Regions from separate parts of the Homo sapiens genome. Here region 2 is linked to region 1. The links are chromatin contacts, found by Hi-C or POLR2A ChIA-PET in ENCODE. All regions are on one chromosome and are shown on one strand. The core of a region is the stretch at or near the end of the contact, and the rest is flanking DNA. Distances in the headings are between cores, read along the strand shown. Region 1 has its middle 12 kb from the start of SMPD1. Region 2 holds the start of APBB1 (amyloid beta precursor protein binding family B member 1).

Region 1 (6,823 bases), core at 1,555-4,054:
AAAAAAAAAAAAAAAAAAAGTGAGGTACAGAAACAGCTGGATGGGTTACAGGTTGGCCTTTGCCTTATTTGAACACAGTTTGAACACTCAGCAGTCTGTGAGTGGTTGAAGTATGGCTGCTGGGATTGGCCAAGACACAGCTATCATTACAGGTGTATAGTCTTAAATTAGGTTTTCAATCTTGTCTGCCTATTAAGCTATGTTACGATTTGTCTACAAGGACTCAAATATAGAAGTATGGAGTCCTTCTCAGGCCATATTTAGTTTGCTTTAACAATCTAAAAGCTAAGACTGAGGTGTCGGAGAAGCCAAGAGAAGAAAGTGTCAAAGATAATGAGAACAATCAAATGCATCCCATTCTGCTGAGAGGTCGAGAAGACAGAGACTGAAAAGGGCCCCTTAGATATGTTTATGTGGAGGTCACGAGGTGCCTTAGCCATTTTAATAGATTCGTGGTGGTCAAAATGCAAGGAAATGGGAATAGCATGTGCAGGACGTTCTTTTGAGATATGTTCTGTTAAACAGAGCAGAGAAACACCGATAGTGAAGGATACTGGGTTAGGTCTAGAAAGAAGCTTGCATTTGTTTTGTGTTGATTTACCTCATTTTGACTTTTAAAGATAGAATCTTGATTGGATTTTCAAATTGAGCAGGAGAGGTTGAAAATGTCAGAAAGAAAGAGTATGGCTAAGACTGTCTTTGTCCTCTAATAGCCATTCTCCCATCTTCTATGGTAGTACAGTCTGTGAATTTCAGCAGAGTAAATGACCTCCTGGAACAAAAATGACATTTCTTCACCTCCCTTGCAGTAGAATAATGTGTTCAAGTTCTAGCCATGGAAATAAGGGTAAAAATGTCTTGTGCAACTTCTAGGAAGTGTCCTTAAAGGGAAGGGCTCTGTTCTTTTTCCTGCTGGCAAGAGTGTAGAGATGATGGCTGGAGCATGAGCCACAAGGTGAAAGCCACATTTTGGGGATGGTGAGCAAGATCAAAGCAGCCTGGTTTCCTGCTCATCATATCGTTGTCATGCAAGTCCTGGATGGGCTATGTCTATGTGAGGGAGGAATAAATGCCGACCTCCTTTAAAGCTGCTGTTATTTTCAGTTTTTTGTCACTGATGACATAACTTAATATTAACTAGGAGAGGGCCAGGTGAGGTGGCTCACGCCTGTAATCTCAGCACTTTGGGAGGCCGAGGCAGGTGGATCACCTGAGGTCAGGAGTTTGAGACCAGTCTGGCCAATATGGTGAAACCCCATCTCTACTAAAAATACAAAAATCAGCCAGGCGTAGTGGTGCGTGCCTGTAGTCCCAGCTACTCAGAAGGCTGAGGCAGGAGAATCGCTTGAGCCTGGGTGGCAGAGGTTGCAGTGAGCCGAGATTATGGCACTGTACTCCAGCCTGGGTGACAGAGCGAAACTCCATCTCAAAAAAAAAAAAAAAAAAAAAAATTAACTAAGAGAAGGGGAATAGCTAATATAATCAGATCCCTGAGAGATAGAACAATATAAAAGTATCAGCCCTTTGTAAGAGGGATGCTTCATCTGCTGGGAACTGGGCTCAACTACTTGCTAGCTGTGTGATCTTAGGCAAGCTATGTAACTTCTCTGCACCTGTATTTCATCATCTGTAAAATATTAGGATATAACAGAGGGGGAAAGGGAGAGGATGGGTACAGATGCAAGCAGGGTTTTAATTTGTTGTAACAAAGACAAGGGAATGTCTCTCTGGATGGCTTCTAAATTATCTGTAAAATAGAAGGCAAAATCAGTAAGAGTGGGTGGTGTGAGGACAGAGGATGCAGAGATATGAAAAGATCTACAAAGCAATGAAAAAGTTAGAAAAAGTAGAAAAAGAGCAAGCTCACTAGAGAAACACGGAAAAATTGCCAGGCAGCACTGAGGGACCATGTGAGTCTGGGGATCATGAATTTATCATTATATCACTTTTTCTTTTTTTCTTTTCTTTTTTTTTTTGAGACGGAGTCGCGCTCTGTCGCCCAGGCTGGAGTGCAGTGGCTCGATCTCGGCTCACTGCAAGCTCCGCCTCCTGAGTTCACGCCATTCTCCTGCCTCAGCCTCCTGAGTAGCTGGGACCACAGGCGCCCACCACCACGCCTGGCTAATATTTTGTATTTTTAGTAGAGATGGGGTTTCGCCGTGTTAGCCAGGATGGTCTCGATCCCCTGACATCGTGATCCACCCGCCTTGGCCTCCCAAAGCGCTGGGATTACAGGCGTGAGCCACCGCGCCCGGCCTTATATCACTTTTTCTAGCTATAGAATTTGCTGTAACAATTTCAGCTACTCTGGTTCAGAAGAAGAAAATGAAAGTAATTGGGATCATTTGAGACTGGAGTTCAGCCAGATGAAAATGACAGAGGAGAGGGGAACACAGGAGCTGAGCATATCTGCAAAGGAATTACTATAATGTTAGATTATAAAGTATTATTTTAAACAGACAGGAAGCCAGGAGCAGGTGGGTAAACAGAGAGAAAAGGAAGATAGACTGGATGCATTGATGAAGTCAGAGAGCTATTGCATTGGGGGTGGTGCCCATCCACCACACCACCCATGCACTCATGTGCACACAAATGTGCATGCACAACCATATATATTGGTTTCCTAGTTCAATTTCTGTTTGGAAGCTGAAAAATATCCTCCCAAGGATTAGCTTCTTCAGAGAATAGAGATGGTAAAGAAAAAAAAATGTAAAACTGTCTAGGTTTCAGGACTAGATTTCACCCTTGTTCAGCCTACCCAAGTACAGGGCTGAGACACTTCCTTCCACATTACACTCCCCTTCCTGTGTGTCAAAGATCTGACTGCTTCAGTGGAGCTTACAAGTATCCTGAGTCGTTTTAAGTGAATGTCCACATGAGACAGTGTGGTTGGAGTGTGGCAATATCTCAGGACACAGAGAGGTGACCTTCATCCTATATAAGATGTAGGTAGCTGCGGATGGAAAGCCTTCTCCCAGGAACGACTGGAAGATCATCTGTCAACACTGGTGACATTGGGTGCTCACGTGACTGTTGACAGGAGGTCTGCAGGGGACAGCTTCTATGTTGCTTCCTCATGCTGGCTGATGGGGTGAGGCAAGTATGTTATTCTTGCCCCTATCCTCTCCTGAGCTGGAGTCTTCTGTAGGGCAGGGCTTTTCCTACTAACAGGTATATCCCCAGCTTCTTGGTCTGGGCCTGACACAGAACAGTGTGTGTGTTGGCGGCGGTGGGTGGGAATAAATGGATGATTTCCTGACAATAGATGGAGCTAAGTTATTGTCATTAAGTAAATACTCCCTACGTCTTCCACAGGGCGGGGTGGCGAAGGGCAGTTTTTAACATTTAACTTTTCCTTCAGCCTCCACCTCACTGTAACCATAGATTTCCTCTCTCCTGTCAATGGACAGTGTGGATAAGGCATGGAAAACTGGGGAGAGTTATCAGCTAGACCTCATTAAATCAATGATAGTCAATACAGATACAGCATCTACTATGTATAAGGTGGTAGATTCTGTATAGTTGGTAATGAAATATAAGATGCAACTTTAAAAGTTTGCATCAGATACTAAAAGTCTTCCTCTGTCACATCTATTAATCTAAGTACTGTCTCATTGTAACTTCACAACCTTATATTATCTATTATCTTCATGTCACACAGAAAGAAATTGAAGCTCAAAAAGTGATGTGCTTTGTCCAGGTCACACAACTAATAAGTGGCAGAACAAAGATTCTAATCCAGATAGCTTGAATTTAAATTGCAGCCCCTACTATTGGGGGTTCTACATACACTGCGTTGGAATTGCCTGTCAAGAAAAATTTCTTCTGGATTTGAGCTCTTAAAGGTATAGATTACTAGCTTTCCAGTAATCCCTAAAATTTCCACAAGAGGGAGACCTTTCCCCATCAGTGCTGGGCTGCTGTCTGGAATTTCGAATTCAATTTGCAGTTTCACAGACAGCTCAAGAATTGGCTGGCCACTTGAACAGAATTTGTATAGGTTTCCTTTTTTTTTATTTTTAATTTTTTTTGAGACAGAGTTTCACTCTTGTTGCCCAGGCTGGAGTGCAATGGTCTGATCTCAGCTTACTGCAACCTCCGCCTCCCAAGTTCAAGCAATTCTCCTGCCTCAGCCTCCGGAGTAGCTGGGATTACAGGCATGCACCACCACGCCCGGCTAATTTTGTATTTTTAGTAGAGACGGGGTTTCTCCATATTGAGGCTGGTCTCGAACTCCTGATCTCAGGTGATCCGCCCACCTAGGCCTCCCAAAGTGCTGGGATTACAGGCGTGAGCCACCGTGCTCAGCTGTTTGTACAGGTTTCCTGACACAACAAAATGTAAGTACCCTAAGCGAATGTCTGCTTAAATTAACCCAGATTAACTAAGAAGTTATCTGTCCCAACCAAGCAGCCCATTTTGTCCCTCTGCCAATCACTCTCCAAGCCAGGGACTCAGTTCGCCACTGAGGCAGAGGCTGTATAACTTTAGATCTTTAAACACCAGCCTTGCTCTCCCTTCCCCAAGTTCTAGTCATTATCCAATAGCCTAGAAGCCTGCACAATAGGTTTCAGAAGTTCTAAAACCCAGAGAAAGTCAAGAATAAGGTTGTCTCACCTTTCCCACTACCAGCCCTGCAGAAAACTTTGTTCATAATGAATTTTCCCACCTCCTAGGCCTCAACCACTATCCAAGGGCTTACAGAGACAGTGTCTGAGCAACAGGTACGGAATCCTATCATGTCGTACCAGGAACCACTTTTCAGCAAAAGAGGTGTAAAGCGGGCACATGACTTTTGTGTCCACTGGTCACATTACAGCCGACCACCCAGAAACTGCCAGCCTAACACAGTGATAGAATCAGCTGTAGATGCACAGCTGAAGCACAAACATGGAAGTAATTCCTAGAGAGGAGGAGGTGCCACCTTCTAGCATGCAGTATACACTTTAAACCAACAACCTGGTGTTCTGTTCCCAAAAGGTAAAACACATGGGTTCAGAACCAAAGAGAGAAAGCAGGCGTGGCTCTGTTCGCCATCACTCCCAGGAATCTACTTGGGAAATTTGTGCTTTCTGCCCCTACAACTCTAGGCTCTGCTGCTTTAGAGGCTCTGATTCCCAATGGGGAAATGTGTCCAGCAGGTGAATGGGTTATGGTTGTTGCCTAGGAACTCTGGGCTCCTGCGTGCAGGGGCCAGCAGGCAAGAAGAGGCATGATCATGGTGGCTGTAGCGTTGATCCTGATTGTCATTGTTGATCCTGATAATACAACTGTTACAAAATGGAGACATGGGGGAATATGCTTGGCATCCAGCTGGCCCACTTGGGTGCCTCTTGGTAGTCCCTGCCCTATTTTGATGGTAAAAAGACAAGTGCAGGAGCATGGCTTGAGGAGAGCATGGATAGTGAGGCTCAGACCCCCCAGGGAGAAAGTTTGCATTACACCATCAGGTAAGCCACTGAAATCAGCAGAGGTGCTCTCTAAGGGTGAAGGAAAGCTAAAATGGATAAAAGAGGAAAATGATGAGTATCAGTTGCTGTCCTGAGAGAGGCTTCAGAGAGCTATAATTCTTTCCACTATCTTTCTTCTAATTTCCACCATGAAGAGAGACTCATTAGTCATTAGTATGCTAGAGGAGCTGTTCCAGACTTCTGTGAAATGAATCCAAGTGGCACAAGAGGTAGTCTGTGGTGGACACTGTGATGTGCCACCTGACCTGCCTTCAGGAACAAAGGGCTTATTCCCCCATGTAGACCAAAAATAAAATTCTAAGCTCCCCCAACCAACTGACAGAGTCCCCTCTCTCCCAAAGACATTCCAAACTAAACCAGAAAATCTAGTTCAGGCCATGATTGAAAGTGGGGATTGGACATGCCTCATCATACTCTTCTCTCTCAGAATTGGGAACAAGTGACGAGCATTAACATTTAAAAAGATCTGGCCGGGTGCAGTGGCTCACGCCTGTAATCCCAGCACTTTGGGAGGCCGAGGCAGGTGGATCATGAGGTCAGGAGTTCAAGACTAGCCTGGCCAACATGGTTAAACCCCGTCTCTACTAAAAATACAAAAATTAGCTGGGCGTGGGGGCAGGTGCCTGCAATCCCAGCTATTTGGGAGGCTGAGGCAGAGAATTGCTTGAACCTGGGAGGCGAAGGTTGCAGTGAGCCGAGATCGCACCACTGCACTCCAGCCTGGGCGAGAGAGCAAGACTCCGTCTCAAAAAATAAAAAATAAAATCATAAATAATAAATAAATAAAAGATCTTAATGGGGAAAACCTACATTCTGTAGACAATCCCTTTTTTTCTCCAGGTCTCTCCTCTGATCCAGGAGAAAATTAAGAGTCTGGCACCTGTTTAGGTCTGATAAGCGCTCTGATGCCTGATACATGGAGGTTTCATCTGCATGATAAAATCTTGGTCTCCGGGTCAGGCTTGGTGGCTCACGCCTGTAATCCCAGCACTTTGGGAGGCCAAGGCGGGTGGATCACCTGAGGTCGGGGGTTTGAGACCGGCCTGGCCAACATGGCAAAATCCCATCTCTACTAAAAATACAAAAATTAGCCACGCATGGTGGCAGGCACCTGTAATCCCAGCTACAAGAGAATCACTTGAACCCAGGAGGCGGAAGTTGCAGAATCACTTGAACCCGGGAGGCAGAGGTTGCAGTGAGCCAAGATCGTGCCACTGCACTCCACCCTGGGTGACAGAGCAAGACTCTGTCTCAAAAAACAAAACAGAACAAAAACAAACTAACAAACAAAAATCTTGGTCTCACAACACCTCCTTATCTTAACCTAGACATTCTTTTTTTTTTTTTTTTTT
Region 2 (6,823 bases), core at 2,757-5,256, 41 kb after region 1:
CCCACTGCTCGAGGTCAAAAAGATGATCTCAGTCCAATTTTTTAAAGAAGGAACACAACCTAATCTCTCCCCTCTCATTGGAGTTACCAAAGGATGCAAAGAGCCAACTGGGTTCTGGCTCAAGGCAGGGAGTTGGGCAGGGGCCTCGGGGCAGGAAGTGAAAGAAGTAGTCACTAAGCCTGAAGATCCTGGCATCAGACCACAGGGGTTGGGGTTGAGTCTTGCTCAAAGTCAGGAGTTGTCTAATCTGACAGCTTCCCATATGCCAGGCACTGTGCTAGACACAGGGGAGAGTGATGAAGACAAAAGAAATGGTTCTTCCTCTGGAGGAGTTCTCAGTTCAGCGGGAAACAGTCATTGAACAACTTGTTACAATGCAGTGTAACACCAACATCTAGAACAGTGCCTGGCACCCATAGCATTCCCTATTTGTTGACTGAATATCATGAAGGAGGAAGAGGAGGGCATTACAGGAACCTGGGGCTTACTACAGCCAAGACATCAGCAAAGGCCTGCCTGAGACTAGGACATAACTCTCCATTGGCCACCCGTCTCAGAGGCTGATCTCCCCTCCTGATTCACAGAGGAAAGGGAAGCCATCCAACTGGGTAACATCCTCAAACATAAAAACCTAACCAAACTTCAGCACCTATCCCTTTCTCTCCTTCCCAAAACCAACTGCTTCACCTATGATTTGGATTCTTCCTATGATGCCTTTCCAGGAATTTTATACCACTGTTTATCTATTTTCTCCTCTATATGATCAACCTCTCCTTCTCAATAGGATCCACGGTCTCCCAACTTGACCTGACGCTCCTCCAGATCCACTCACTGCTCTCTTTCCTCCCCCATACAGGCAAACTTCCTGAGAGAGTTGTCTCCACTCACTGTTGCCACTTCCTCACCTCCCACTCACTCCTCAACCCTTTCCAAACCTGCTTCCACTCCCAACACGACTCAGTAACAGCTCCTACCAAGGTCAACATGACCCCTGTGTCATTCAATCCAACAGACACAGTGCTCGTCTTGGTTGTCCTCCCAGCAGCATCTGACCCCGTGAATCTCTCATCCAGCCTCTATCCGGGGCCTCCACACTCTCATCTCCACACTCCTCATCTCATCTCATCTTTTACACTTCTTGTTACTGTTTGCTGGGTTCCTAGACTCCTCTGCTGGCTCATCTTCCTCTATTAGCCATTACCTGCTGGAGTTTCTTATGGCTTATTCTCATGCCCCTTCCTCTTTCTCATCCTATAATCAGTATAAGTATTCATTAATGCCCACAGCTTCAGTTATACACTGATGATTTCCCAATTCAAATCTCCATTTCAGACCCCTCACCTGAGCTCCAGACAAGTACATTCAACTTTCTACTCAACATCTCCACTTGGATGTCTCAAGCTAATAGACCCACTCATGTTTCCCACTCCCACACACTAACTGGTCCTCTTTCAGGATCCCGGCTCATGGAATGATAGAATCCATCCTATTCTGTGAATCTGAAGTAGGGGTACATCTTGACATGTCCTTCTCCTGCACTTGCTATGTTCAATCCATCTCTAGGTACTGATGATTTCCTCTCTGAGAAAAATTTCTGGACTTCATCTACTCTCCACATCCACTACCATCAAGGACAAAGACCTTAAGACAAAATTCCCTTTTTTTTTTTTTTGCGATGGAGTCCTGCTGTGTCACCCAGGCTACAGTGCAGTGGCAAGATCTCGGCTTACTGCAACCTCTGCCTCCCGGGTTCAAGCGATTCTTCTGCCTCAGCCTCCTGAGTAGCTGGGATTACAGGCACACACCACCATGCCCGGCTAATTTTTGTGTACTTTTAGTAGAGATGGGGTTTCGCCATGTTGGCCAGGCCGGTCCTGAACTCCTGACCTCAGGTGATCCGCCCGCCTTGGCCTCCTAAAGTGCTGGGATTACAGGCGTGAGCCATCACGCCTGGCCCTTAAGACCAAATTCTTAACATGGCCTAAATTTCCTGCTCAGTCTGGCGCCTGCCTTCCTCCTCCCTGCCCCTGGCTTTGGTCACACTGCTCTGCAGCCTCAGTAGCCTTCTTCTGATTCCTCGAAGACATGTGTTTTCCTTCTACAAGGTGTTTGCATGTGATTTCCATGCTTCCTGGGACCTCTTCTCCTACTCTCTAAGCTGAATTAACTTCTACTCATCCACTATATTTTAGTTCAAACGTCATGTTCTCAGAGAAGCTGTCCTCCAACCCTCTCTCCCTATCCCCGAGACCAGTTTAGCTACTGCTCTTGTGCGTTCTCAAGGCACCATACAGCTTTTCTTCATGGTACATATTACATTTGTAATGTTATTCTTATTTGATTTTTCTCCTAGATTGTCAGCTCCAAGGACTCAGTCTCTTTTGCTCACAATTATATCTTCAGGACATAACACAGTGCCTGGCATATATTAGGTGCTGAAATCATATTTATTGCATGAATAAGTGATTGGAAGCATTTTTCAAAGGATTACTCTGGGTACTGTGTTGAGAACAGTTAAAGGGAGGTAGGCAAGAGGGTATGCTATTAAAGTAGTCAAGGAAAAAAAATGGTGGTGGCCCAGATTAACTTTGGTGGCAGTGAGGAAAGAGCGAAATGAATGGATTTGAGAAATATTTAGGCAGTGGATGTGACAGAACTTGGTGAAATGAGATGCAGAGAGTGAGAGAGGGGTTAATCTCAAGTCTTGCTCATGACTCCAGATTGGCAAAGAGCCATTTTTGAGATTCGAAGGAAGAACAGATTTGGAAGTGGGGTACAGAGAAAACCACAGAAGATAATTTAGCTTGGAATCTATAGGTTTGGAACTCCTGTTTGTCTTTCAAGGAGATGTCAAGAGAGCAGCTGGACATATGAGTCTGGATTTCAGGAAAGAAGTCTGGGCTGGATATATAAATTTGGGAATCATTAGCATATATATGAAATTTGAAGCTTTGGGAGTAGATAAAATATCTGGGGAGAAAGAACAGATACTGAGAGAAGACAGCTCGGGACAGAGCCAAGAGCCTCACCAGCATCTAAAGAGAGGAGGAGAGGAAGCAAATGAGATTGAGAAGAGCAGACAATGCTGTAGGGCAGAAAGCAGGAAAATGCTTCAAGGAGAGTGAGTTGACATACCCCACCGAATACTACTCAAAGGTAAAGGAGATAACAGTGTCCACTGGAGTTCTCCACAAGGAGGTCTCCGGTGACCTTGGCCTAGACAGTTTCAGTGGGTGTCAGGGACACAGAGTGGAGTGCTTTTAAGAATGAATGGGAAGTAAGGAAATGAAGACAGCAAGCGTTGACTCTGAAGGGCGGAGAGAGCTGGGACTATAGCTAGAGGGGCTCAGAATGCAAGAGATACACAGGCCGATACAAAACAGGTTAGGAATTGGCAGTGGGAAAACTGCTTCTAATCAGTGTTCTTGGCAGTGCTAGGCCTCCTGGCTGAGCTGGGGACACAGCCGCCCCAGGGCACACCCCTCGGTCGCTGAGGGCAACAGAATGCGGCTTGACAGATCCAGGGCCTGGGACCCCTGCTGGAATCGGCGCGGCCTGCCAGCCCACCCCACCCCACGTCCCCTTCCCGGACCTGGGCCTCCCCTCCCCCAACACCCACTGCCCCTCGCTTCGCGTCCTCCATACCCGCCCCTAGTCACCCCGAGGGGCAGGAGGTAAAGGGCAGCGGAAGGGACGGTGTGAGGGCCCGAGTGGACCCTGCGATGGTGGGTATGAGAGGACGGTCTGCGGGCGCGCGGTGGAAGGGCGACCCGGGGATGGGGGATGGGGCCGGCCGGGGGACCCGGGCTGCCGCAGGGTAGGGGCTACAGGGTCCGCCGGCCGCTGGTGATCGGGACGCAGCCACCGGGGCTGGGCCGGGGCAGGGACACCTCCTACCTGCGCGGTGAGGCCCCGGGCCCAGATGACGGAGGTGGCTCAGGCTGCGGGGTTCGGGCTCCGCCGCGGCTTCTCCATCACAACATCCCCCGCCCAGGAGCGCGCGGGCCGCGGGGCCGCGCCCCGAGCGGCGGAGGCGCGCGCAAGGGGAGGGGGAGGGGCGCCATCTTGGGGCGGGCGCGGGAGCGAGCTCGGCGGGCGCGGCACTTGCCGCAGCTTCTTGGGGGCCTCACCCTGCGGGCGGCCCTCGGACCTCGGTGAGCCCCGCGGTCCAGCCCTCCCAGCAGACACCCCTGCAGCCGACTCCCTGGGACCCCCGCCTAGCGCGGCGCCGTCCTCCACTACTATTCCACAGACTCACCCTGCGCGCCCCGCAGCGCCCTGGTCCCGCACCCACGCCGGGAGACGCGCGGACGGGGCTGGAGCCCGAATGGCGGCGGCTGTGCGGCGCCGCGGCCGCGCGGGGAAGGATTCCCGGGAGGCACTCTGCGCCGCTCCTGCTGCACCGCTCCCTGACGTCCTGGTGGGGAGGCTCTGAGGACACAGCGTTGCTCATAATAATAGCTCGTATTTATTGACCACTTACACCGTGCCGGGCTCTCTATTAAACCGTTAACGCGCATTAATCTTCACATCAGCTCTGTAAAATCACCAGAATTATTATCCTCATTTTTCAGAGGCTGAGGCTAAGATTAAGAGAGGTAAAGCGACTTGCCCGCAGTCACAGTTAGTGATGAATTTAGACTGGAACTCCGATGTTTCTTGACACTGAAATACCTCTGCTGCTGAGCATAAAGCTGACATCAAGGCCTGGAAAATGTCAAGAATACATTGCTCCCCGGTAGAAATTCACAAGGAAGGGGATATTGTGAATGAAAAGTGTAAAGATGTAAGGAAGATGGTGGGGTGCAATACTTACTACAGACCCTCCCTGGATAGTGGGATACATCCCAATGGTCAGATCAGTGACCCAGAGGCCATCAAGGATAATGAGAGGTTATATTACCATCCAGAAAGCCTCTACATGCTAATCCCTCTCAGGTGCCTAAAACTAAAGATATCCAAATCTGAGTTCGTTCTTTCTTTCAAGGCAGGGTCTCACTCTGTCACCCAGGGGCAAGATCATGGCTCTCTGAAGCCTCAGCCTCCAGGGCTCAGATTCCTCCCGCCTCAGCCCCCGGAGTACCTGGGCCACAGACATGTGCCACCGCGCCTGGCTTTTTGTATTTTAGTAGAGAGGGGGTCTCACTGTGTTCCCCAGGCTGGTCTGGAACTCCTGTGTTCAAGCGATCCTCCCACCTCGGCCTCCCAAAGTGCTGAGATTACAGGCGTCAGACACAGTGTCCAGCCTCAATTTATTGTTTCATCCCCCTTTATTAGTCTTTTAAGGAGTTTCACTGGGGTGAAAAAGAACCCTCTTCAACACACACAACACAACACACATCCCACACTGGACACAACTCCATTCCATCCATTCCAATGAATGACACCAACTACTGGCTTCCCAAGCCAGAAGCTTCAAAGTCATCTTTGAATATACTTTTATTTTACTTGTGGTAAATATAAATGTTTTAACTTTTTATTATGGCAAATTTCCAATATATACTAAAGCAGACAGAACAATATAATGAACCCTCATATACCTATCATTCAGTTTCAACAATTATGAATTCACAACCAATAGTTTATAATGATTTGACAAATGCCTATGATATATGAACCATGTATCAGGTCCCAAGCCAGGCCCTAGGGATCTAAAGACGAATCAGATTTGACTGCATCTCACCTGGAGGAAATGACATCTGACCTGGGTTCTTGAAAGATGAAGAAGAATTACCCAGAAGAACAAAAGTGTCCTCATTCATTCATTCATTCATTTTCTTTCATCAAATAATTACTATGTATGAGGTACTGTCCTTGGTGCTAGCAACAGGTCAAGAAACAAGATACAGTTCCGTCTCTCATACAGCTTGAAATTTAACAGGGGAAAGAGACATTAAATATGTAATTAGGAATGTGATGAGTGTCTTGAAGGAGATGTACCGGGAGCTATGTGAGTGGGCTTAATTTGGCCTGGGAAGTTTAGGAGGCTTTCATAGGAAGTGACAATTCAGTGAGGGAAAGGGATGAAGGAGCTAGAGGTCAGCCAGGAGAAGAGAAAAGTATTCCAAGTAGCAGGAGAAATACAGGAAGGTCAGTATGGGTGTTGATATAGTTTGGATATTTGTCCCTGATCAAATCTCATGTTGAATTGTAATCCCCAATGCTGGAGGTGGGGTCTGGTGGGAGGTGTTCAGGTCGTAGGGGTGGATCTCTCATGGCTTGGTGCTGTCTTCCCCATGATGAGTGAGTTCTTGTGAGATCCGGTTATTTAAAAGTGTGTGGCATGGCCAGGCGTGGTGGCTCAGGCCTGTAATCCCAGCACTTTGGGAGGCCAAGGTGGGCAGATCAACTTGAGACCAGGAGTTCGAGAACAGCCTGGTCCACATGGTGAAATCCCATCTCTATTAAAAACACAAAAAAATTAGCTGGGCATGGTGGCGGGCACCTGTAGTCCCAGCTACTTGGAAGGCTGAGGCAGGAGAATTACTTGAACCCAGGAGGCGGAGGCTGCAGTGAACCGAGATCACGCCACTGCACTCCAGCCTGGGCAGCAGAGTGAAACTCCATCTCAAATAAATAAATAAATAAATAAATAGTGTATGGCACCTCTCCCCCCACACTCTCTTGCTTCTGATCAGCCATGTGGGATGCCTGCTCCCACTTTGCTTTCTGCCATGAGTAAAAGCTTCCTGAGGACCCCCTGGAAGCCAAGCAGATGCTGGTGCTATGTTTCCTGTATAGCCTGCAGAACTGTGAGCCGATTAAACCTCTTTTCTTTTCTTTTTTTTTTTTTTTTTTTGAGACAGAGTCTCGCTCTGTCCCC

The links. Hi-C counts contacts between places; a loop is a spot of excess contacts on that map. ChIA-PET counts read pairs that join two places held with the same protein, here RNA polymerase II (POLR2A). Pooled maps may share reads with other maps.
Region 2: a map of endothelial cell of umbilical vein shows a loop between it and region 1 (3-fold over the local background). The contact joins the promoter of APBB1 here to the enhancer-like site in region 1. A Hi-C loop is called at or near these places in 15 of 168 maps with a recorded cell type or tissue (CD4-positive, alpha-beta T cell, CD4-positive, alpha-beta memory T cell, CD8-positive, alpha-beta T cell and 9 more), 4 of 37 single-sample maps with no recorded cell type and 28 of 50 pooled maps. POLR2A ChIA-PET finds 5 or more read pairs at or near these places in 36 of 52 experiments (A549, AG04450, CD4-positive, alpha-beta T cell and 26 more).

The regions. Positions count from the first base shown.
Region 1 is chr11:6,375,552-6,382,374 of GRCh38, forward strand. No RefSeq gene overlaps it. Among named protein-coding and RNA genes, the nearest start is that of SMPD1, 12 kb to the right of the region's middle. Within about 2 kb of position 2,805, at least 4 of the 41 ENCODE cell types and tissues checked have a DNase peak (open chromatin) inside an H3K27ac peak, as active enhancers do; they include CD4-positive, alpha-beta T cell and endothelial cell of umbilical vein, where a contact is called at or near this core.
Region 2 is chr11:6,415,088-6,421,910 of GRCh38, forward strand. It overlaps APBB1 (amyloid beta precursor protein binding family B member 1), which reads right to left and starts at 4,007. Exons shown (of 15, transcript NM_001164.5): 1 at 3,898-4,007. RefSeq lists silencers at 3,775-3,964, 3,975-4,374.